Regions from separate parts of the Homo sapiens genome. Here region 2 is linked to region 1. Evidence: read pairs that join two places in POLR2A ChIA-PET (ENCODE). Cell type or tissue: MCF 10A. All regions are shown on one strand. Links, peaks and the distances in the headings refer to the core of each region. The heading gives the core; the rest is flanking DNA.

What was found. Peaks named below come from ENCODE experiments on the same cell type or tissue, not always from the same donor. Only the 100,000 strongest peaks of a DNase experiment are listed, where the experiment ranks them.
Region 2: POLR2A ChIA-PET joins it to region 1 with 5 read pairs; 3 of 35 experiments call an interaction of 5 or more read pairs at or near these places.

What each region holds. Positions count from the first base shown.
Region 1 is chr5:143,919,775-143,924,184 of GRCh38, forward strand. No RefSeq gene overlaps it. Among named protein-coding and RNA genes, the nearest start is that of HMHB1, 110 kb to the left of the region's middle. In MCF 10A, for the core only: no CTCF peak of the experiment used is centred there; DNase peaks (open chromatin) are centred at 1,937 and 3,157.
Region 2 is chr5:143,975,444-143,979,853 of GRCh38, forward strand. No RefSeq gene overlaps it. Among named protein-coding and RNA genes, the nearest start is that of HMHB1, 170 kb to the left of the region's middle. In MCF 10A, for the core only: no CTCF peak of the experiment used is centred there; a DNase peak (open chromatin) is centred at 2,618.

The DNA of each region.
Region 1 (4,410 bases), core at 163-4,162:
ACCGTGTTAGCCAGGATGGTCTCGATTTCCTGACCTCGTGATCCGCCTGCCTCGCGCCCCTAATGCGGGATTACAGGCATGAGCCACCGCGCCCGGCTAAACTTTTTTTCTTGAATTAATGGTGCAGAATTTTCCATTTCTGGTAAAACTCTTTTGAATACATTAAAGGTGAATTTTCTAAAAAAAAACAAAAAAGGGGGTAAAATGAGTTTCAGACAATGTGAAATGGTGCTAAAGATTTTATTTAACGCTTTATTAATAAAGGAACCAATAAAATGATGTAATCTGTTCAAAGTAGAATCCAAAGGGCAGATATACCTAGATATCAGGAGTATTAGAATGCATTTACCAATTTTCACTCACACAACTGGCTTTGGGGAGAGGCAGGAATGAAAAAGGAGGATTATCCCGCCACTGGATGGAATTCATGTATATACACAAGAATTATTTTCGTTGCTATCAGTTAGTTACAATGTACAGATCTATAAAATAGCTCAAAATTAATAAAAAGCTAGCATCAGATAACCTGGAAGGGTATATGCTAAACAATGCATAGTTTTGCATTGAAGATACACAGTATTCTTTTCTGACTATTCCATATTTCCTTACGAATATTTTAGCAATCACTATATCATCAGGTTTCTCTGTTTTCCAGTCTTTTGTCCTAACTCCATTGTAGTAAGGATATCACTTTAAATTTTTTTAAATGCAAATAAATCTAAGACCACTATTGTCAAGTTAATATCCACTTGGTACTTGTATGATGAATTATTATAGTTGTGAAGGTAATATAGTTTCTTATATGCTGAGACTATGGACCAGAGTTGGCTGTTAGTGCTGAGTACATAAGACATTAACAAAAAAGGATAATGAAAATGACCATAAATAGGAAAACGCTACCATGCCGCTTAATATTTTCCGAACTTTGAGTCATGATTTACTTGTGGGTCATGAAATCAAAGAGTGATAACAAAATTAAGAACAGAAAATATGAAAGTGTAGTATATATGGTGAAGTTAAGAATTGGTTCATAAAACCTTGGTTGCAGGATGTGCTCTGGGTCACAATGTGAAATCTACTTCTGCTATAGGTCAGAGTCAGTGGAAAGTCACTATTGTAGCCGGTACCTAACATGTTAAAGAGAAAGTCTATATAGTCTTACTCAGTATGAGTCACCACTGGACAATATTCAATATTCACCACCTCCTCAATATTCAAATCCTGGATAGCCTGAGAAAGTCAATGACATGCATTGTGCTGAGATCATGTGGTTCAGGTTAGAACAGTTTTTCTGGGCTTTGACTGAATCTCACAGATCTAAATGTGTTTTTATTGCCATGTTTGCTAAATGTCCTTGGTAAAGAGTGGAGACTCCAAGGAACACTGGTCAAGGTATGTCACCTTTTCACTAAAATAAACACAACTTTATTTCTCAACTAGGAATAGTGTCAACATAACTGAAAAATTCAAATAAATTTTGAATTGCTTGAACTGCCTTTATTATATATTTTATAGATTATCTAACATCAAATTATGCTATGATCACTTTTATTCAGTAACTTACTGATTTTGTATGTTTTTATACAGAAATGGATTATCATTCTAGTAGAGCCTGGAGAGTTCAAACTGTCTGAAAGTTCTACCTAATCTTTTCTACCTAATCAATGCATAAGACACTGGTAACTTCTTAGGCACTCTCTCATAATCTCTGCAATTTCCCTTCTGTATTCTGAAAGTAAACATCTATTTTTTCAATCTGTTGTAAGCTGCCATATATACAACAAGCTTATTACATCTTACAACCAGACTTCCACTTGTAAATTGCCTCCTCCTCCTCATATAGAAATTCTGGAGCTGCCACTCATATTTCTTCAGAATCCCAGTGACTCACTGTAGAATCAGCTCTGCCTTTTCTCAATTTCTGGCATCCTTCAAATATCTTTCAGATGAGAAATGGGGTTGAAATTGGACAACATTTCTTTCTACCATCCCTTGAGGACAAGATTTCAAAATCTTTACCCCCAGGCTTTCAAAGGCCAGGCCTGTAATGCCAAATACATGTGAGATGTTCTCCATTATGAAGTCCCTTGAATTCTAAATTTAAATCTCAAAAAAATCTAAATCTGAACTTTTTTTTTCCTGTCTCCCAGAACAGCTGCTTTCTCCTACTGACTTTCTGTGTTTATGAAGATCCCTTGTTTTCCCAGACTTCAAGACTCAAAACTTCAAGATCATATTGGACTCCTTTTTTGGTTCTCACCTTCTCCATTTAATCCATCATGAAAGTTTACATCACTCAACCAATTCGAAATCTGTCTGGCTGGGCTCTAAACCTACTTCACAGTGTTCATTCTGGCAAGAAGGTGTCATGAGAGTGTCTCTTGATTGACTCAATTGATGAGACCAGAAATAAATACAACATGACATCATGGTAGGAACAGTTTTCTATCTCTAGCTTAAAATAAATCTAAAACATAATAGGAACTTATTAGGAAGAACAATGGCTTTGTAATTTTCTGTCATTTAAAAAATAAAGAAAATTCTCCTTTCACAGGATTATTAAATGCTCATTCCAAAGTTTAAAAAATATTACTTGTATATGACTATATTTTATTTCACTTTATAGTAAGTTCCTTCTATAGTCCTGAATATATGGGTTGCTAGTTAAAATTAAAGCAGCCTGTAATCCTACTACTTAGGGAGGCTGAGGTGAGAAAATTGCTTGAGCTCAGGTTCAACACCGGCCTGGGCAACACGGCGAAACCCTGTCTCTACACGAATTACAAAAATTAGCTGGGTGTGGTGGTGTGTGCCTGTGGATCCAGCTACTCAGGAGGCTGAGGTGGAAGAATTGCTTGAGCCCAGGAGGTTGAGCCTCAATGAGCTATGATCACGCCACTGCACTCCAGCCTGAGTGACAGAGTGAGACCCTATCTCAGTAAGTAAATAAATATGTAAATAAAACTAAAGCAGAGACCATGATTTCCTTTCTATTGTTTTCTAATTCTTCTTTAAATGAGTCACTTTGCACTTTTCTTTTCTACAACTGGAAAATCAACAAATACATTTTAAGCTACTGAGGGCCAATAGGTTTCAATTTCCTTATTGGCTAAGATTGACGGTTACTACTTGGAGTGCTGTGTCAGGAAGAATTGTGAGTCACAACCAGGTCCTGCCAGAAGGAATACTGTGCTCAATTAGTGAGGTCCTCTGTGGGCTTGAGAAGGGAACATGATGGCTCGCATGTCACATGAAGCAAGAATCAAGGCCAATCTGAAAGTAGAACAGAAGAGTTTGACACTTAGATGGCATACTTGAATGCTATGTAATTAAGGCTTTTGTCACAAAAGTGGCTATTTTGCCATCCTGTCACAATACTGAAATTCTAGGATTAGCAACTTTTAAAGACTTTTTGAAACCTTTCACTAGTAAAAAAGTTTTTGAAAACTTTCACTATTAAAATACTACCTTTATTGTTCTTATTCTGGGAAAGTGAATGGGTTTAAGTCATTATCAGCAAACAGTTAAGGAGGAAGTAGTCTATGAGATTGATTTTCAACCTTGAGTGTGGATGAAAGAAATGATCTTTGTAATGAAATATGGGGTGCATTTATTAGAAGGAGAAAGTGAGAACCAGGAGGATGAAACTGTGAGTAGAAAGAGAACTGAAATTGGAATTGGATGGCAACAACGATGTCTTTGTCTCCTTAAGAAATAGCTTCCCATCTCCTCTTTGAAAAAAGCTTTAAAAAAAAGTAAAAGAAAAACTAATGAAACTAAACAAAAAATAAAAAGAAAAATAAATCAAACCTTGGTGAGGTTCATCCTTAATATTCTCTAAAAAGGCTCCAAATTTTCCTCGTTCTTTATCCCTTACTAGGTCAGCAGCAGCATATCAAAGAAGCACAAACAACTTGCTGAATTCGATTCTAAGTGGGCATAGCTTTGTGCCTGCTAAAAGGAAATAAGGATTTAGGCCCTTTAGATATAATGGCGACAGCAACAACAGCAATAAATACAATGGCCACCACTCCTGAGTGTACCATGTCTTGGTTTTGCTCTGAAATGCATGTACATGCTGGATCTCCTTTAATTCTCATCCAATCCATGATGCATCACTCTAATTATCTCTGATTTACAGCTGGGCTTCAGTAGTCTGCTTAAAGTCATGCAATGAGCAAATGACAGAGCCAGAATTTAAACCCAAGTCTTTCTTAGGCCAAACCTTATTTCTACCTTTCTCCCTTGCCTGTGTTCTCTTTCAGTTTCTTACTGAGACCTAGGTAACTATCCATGTCAGCTCTAGGGCTCAGACAAGATGAGTCACACTTGCAGGAAATATGAGAGAGAAAAAGCTACAACTCTATAGCATGAAAAGTGATTTTCATATTGTTTATACTTAAATGAGAC
Region 2 (4,410 bases), core at 207-4,206, 56 kb after region 1:
AACACAAACTTTGTTTTATCCACAAAACTATGAAAAATATTGTACAAAATTACCTTCAGGCTATGTGTATAAAATGTATATGAAATATAAATAAATGTAGTGTTTAGACTTTGGTCCCATCCCCAAGATGGCTCATTTTATATAATATATATCTATATCTATCTATCTATCTATCTATCTATCTATCTATCTATCTATCTATCATCTATCTATATCTATCTATCTATCTATCTATCTATCTATCTATCTATCTATCTATCTATCTCCAAATAGTCCAAAATTCAAAAAAATCGAAAATCTGAAACACTTCTGGTCCCGAGCATTTTGGAGAAGGGGTACTCAGCCTATTTGGGTTTTTGGTTCCTTTTGAGATGGTCTACATCTCATAATTAGGTGAATGTGTTATGTTTACATTGTTTTGGAGTTGGGCCTCAATCAATGTTTGTTGGGTTAGCTAATAAAACTAATCCAGTTCATTCGCATTCTGTGCTTTATTTAAATTGCCAATAAAGCATCACCATTGTCTGCCCTCTATCAGAGCTGCTCATGCATGGGCTGTTTTATATTCATATTGGAGAATGCAGCAGACAAGGCTTAGTTATCTTGAAATCCCAAGTACCTTGCAGATAGTGGGAACCCAATACATATTTCTGCAATTGCATGAGATCAAATGGCTTTTAAACCCCTTCAGAATGACTCTAGGGGCAGTGGAAACCTAACCTTTCCTTCTGCTATCACAAGCTGATCCATAAAGAGCCTCTCTGTGCTACCTTGTTATTACTCATCCAGAGATTTTCAGAGCTTTGTTCTCTGCAAGGCAGGCCAGTGGATGTGTGGATGACCCAGGAATGTTTGCTGCCCTCAAGGAACTCATTGTCTCATGTCAAAGAATTGATACTCAAGAAAAAAACAGGAGATGGAGTAAAAATGTGATAATGTGGCAGCAAAAAGGTAACTGCAAGAGCTAGAGGAGACTAAGGCAAGTCGTCATTTTTAAAAAAGTATTACATTTTGTATTGACCTATTAAAAGATAAACAGATGAGATTTTCACTTATGAAAAGTGTATGACCTTCAGTTCCTGATGCAACTTTACTGACTCCCTACTTCGATGGTACCTAAGAAGACAGAAAAAGATGAAAACTAGCCACAATGAAAACTAATATTGAAGTAAAGCCCATGCAGGAATCTAGGATCATTTACCACTGTATCCAAGATCAATGGAGCTGCTTTAGGAAACTCAATTAAGAAAATCTATATCCACACTTTACCTCCTAAAGCAGGTTTCTCAACTATGGATAGATGGTGGAAAAAAAATGTCATTCCATCACTGCCTATCATATGATTCAAAGACCCTGAATCTTCACTAAATAGAAAACTGGTGAGCTTTTAATGCATAACTACTTTTGAAGATCCTCTTTGCCCCCATATCTCTATATCCATATGAATAAAATATCTGACTGGAAAGGGATGGTTGGGACTGACTGTCACATTGCATCGTGGGAAATATGGCTCCCACAAAGGTAGGAAAACCCTGGGAACAATGCATGCTAGGAACTATGGTTTTCCAAATACTGCATTAGTTTAGAATATCAAAAATTTGGCAGTTCATGTGGGTGCATATGTTAATCCCATATAACAGAGCCACACTATATGCATAGCTAGTTGATACTGAGAACTGAGCTGCAAGTTAGAAACAACCACTAGAAGAATTTAGAAGAGAATTTGATCATCATTCAAAAGGATAATGATAGACAAGGGAGATCTATACAACCTGTTTATGGACATATACCAGGTTCCCAAAGATCTCTTTTTGCTTAGAGGATGAGTATAGAGGACCTAAAACCCACCAAGGGGACCATGAAGAAATACTACAGAATGACAGAAAGCAAAAATCATCCTAAAGTTTTGGAAGAACAGATTTCTGAAAAAGATTTTATGTAGAACTTAGAAAAAAATTTTAGAATATTATGTGACATCATTAATAGGATGCTAGAGGGTATGCTGTTAATGAAACAGGAGCAGAAAGTTATCAAGAGAATAAACCAAGATGAAAACAGGATGAAGTAAAAAGATAGTGAGCCGAGATGAAAAGGAAGCTGGATAATATAATTAAGAGTTGCAAGGAGACTAAAATTATAATAAGGTAATCAAAATTTTTACTGGAGACAGAAGAAAAGGCTTGTCTGTTCAGTATAAGAGGTGAATCACTAGGGTGAAGAACTCTCTTGGAAATACTCTCTGAGGATACAAGAGAAAAATATAAAGAGACAAAAGGATGAAAGAAAAGGTGGTATATAGGGAGAAGGAGGAGTTACAGAAATTCTTAAGGAGCAAGCTAGAACAATTGGAGCTGTGCATGAGGGTAAAAAATAATTTTGGGTGAAGGAAAAATGTTATAGGTGAGAGAAGAATGGATCAACATAATAGAAAATAATGGGTAATAGCAATAAGAAAGAGTTATTGGGCATTTACTATGTGGGCATTTGTCTAAATATTTTATTCATTAACACTCATAACCTTAGAAAATTATGATCTTCACTTTACAAATAAGGAAATTGACTCATGGAAAGCTTAGGTAACTTGCCTAAGGTCAAAGAAGCAAATAGCAGAGCGGGGACTCATTGCTAGGTAGTCTGGCTTCAGGCCAATGCTCTTAACCACCACCTTAGAATCATGAAAAAAGGACACATGTAGATAATATCAGCAAACATTTTAGTTACTCAGATGAAAAAAATCCAACAAAAATACTCAGGCAAAAATAAACAAAAACAAACAAAAGCAAGTCATTTACAAAATAACTAAAATTAAGCTGACCTAGCATTGCTGAAGTTTCAGGGAAAACAACTACACACAGCAAATCAGTTTGTAGTATTTGACACCTAGGAATTGCATTTCTAAGATTCCAGCTTAAGAAAATAGTCAATTATATATATATATATGTGTGTGTGTGTGTGTGTGTCTATATGCATATATATCTCATAAATACACATATACATATATACACATATATGTATATATGTATTTACACATATATATGATGTCTGTTATATATACATAGATACAACTTATGTAAAAATGGTATTTATCACTGTGATTTGTAATAGCAAAACTCCAGTGAGAAATACCATATAGATTTACATATAAAATATATAGTTAATAAATTATTATTGTTATATATAGTGAAATTATTATATAGTCATTTAAATTACGTTTTGGAAGACTTTTAATGACATGCAGAAAGTTCCCTGGTAACATGTTAAGACAGACACTTCATATAATTTGATCCCAATTTATATGATAAAAATATGTATTAGCAGTAGTTATTTCTGAGTGGTAATTTCAGGTGAATTTTTGTTTTACTCCCAAATTTTTCTGAATTTTATAAATTTTATTTAATAATGGTGAATAGCATTAAAATAGAAAAAAAAACAGTCTTTGTAAAAGATCAACAGCTAATGCTATCCTTACTAAGTAAGGAGAAGGCCCATGGTGATCAGTCAAGAACCTTTGACCCAGGAGGCTAAACACAGCTCTGCCCTCATTAGGTGGAGAAGCTTATGTCTGGTCCTTAATCTACATGGAGCTTCCACTCCTGAAAAATGGTTTCTCCTTCTGGGAAAATGGGAACTACTATCTTTTTCACTGTGGATTTTTCCCCTTCAAATAATCCAGTGAAAATAATATGAAAGTTATTTGTAATTTGTCAGCTCTATGCATGTGAAGCACTATATTTAGAAGATATTTGTCATTATTTGGGGAATTCCAGCACCCTCTGAACACACTGCCTGTGTTTAAAGAGTTTCTCACCTTCTGAATCTGCATTTCTCAAAGACAGACAGTGGAAATTCACTTTCTAAACATCTCTTACAGTAGGACCACAGGCAAGTGACCTAGGCTTGGTCAATCAGATGCTCCTATGTGAGACTTGGATTGGAAGCTAGTGACACAAAGAAGCAGGCACAGAGAGAAATTCCTTCCAGTGAGGCAGCTATGACTGAGGAGGCCAGCTTCCAGGCACAGCAGAGTGGGAGGGTCTAGGTAGGGCCTGTCAGCAAAACAGGTGACTAAGAATGTGCCTGACAATTAGAACAGTGAAGTGTCCGCTACAGTGGTCAAAAGCTTAATGGGGACTTTCTTTCCTCTTTATGTAGTCTCCATGCCCATGAATTACCCAACAATCTTAAATAAATACATCATTTTTTCTATTTAATAAATTAGTTAGAGTGGATTCTGTTGATTAGAGCTGAAAACCTGACTCAGACATAGGCCTTGGTCCCAGCAAATCTGGATTTGAGTTCTGCTTCAGCTCCCTATCAACAGAGTCACAAGTTCTTTCTAGGCCTCAGTTTCTGCATACAGCATCTTATTTAATGACCACAATAACCCTATAATCTTGGATCTGTCTTCTC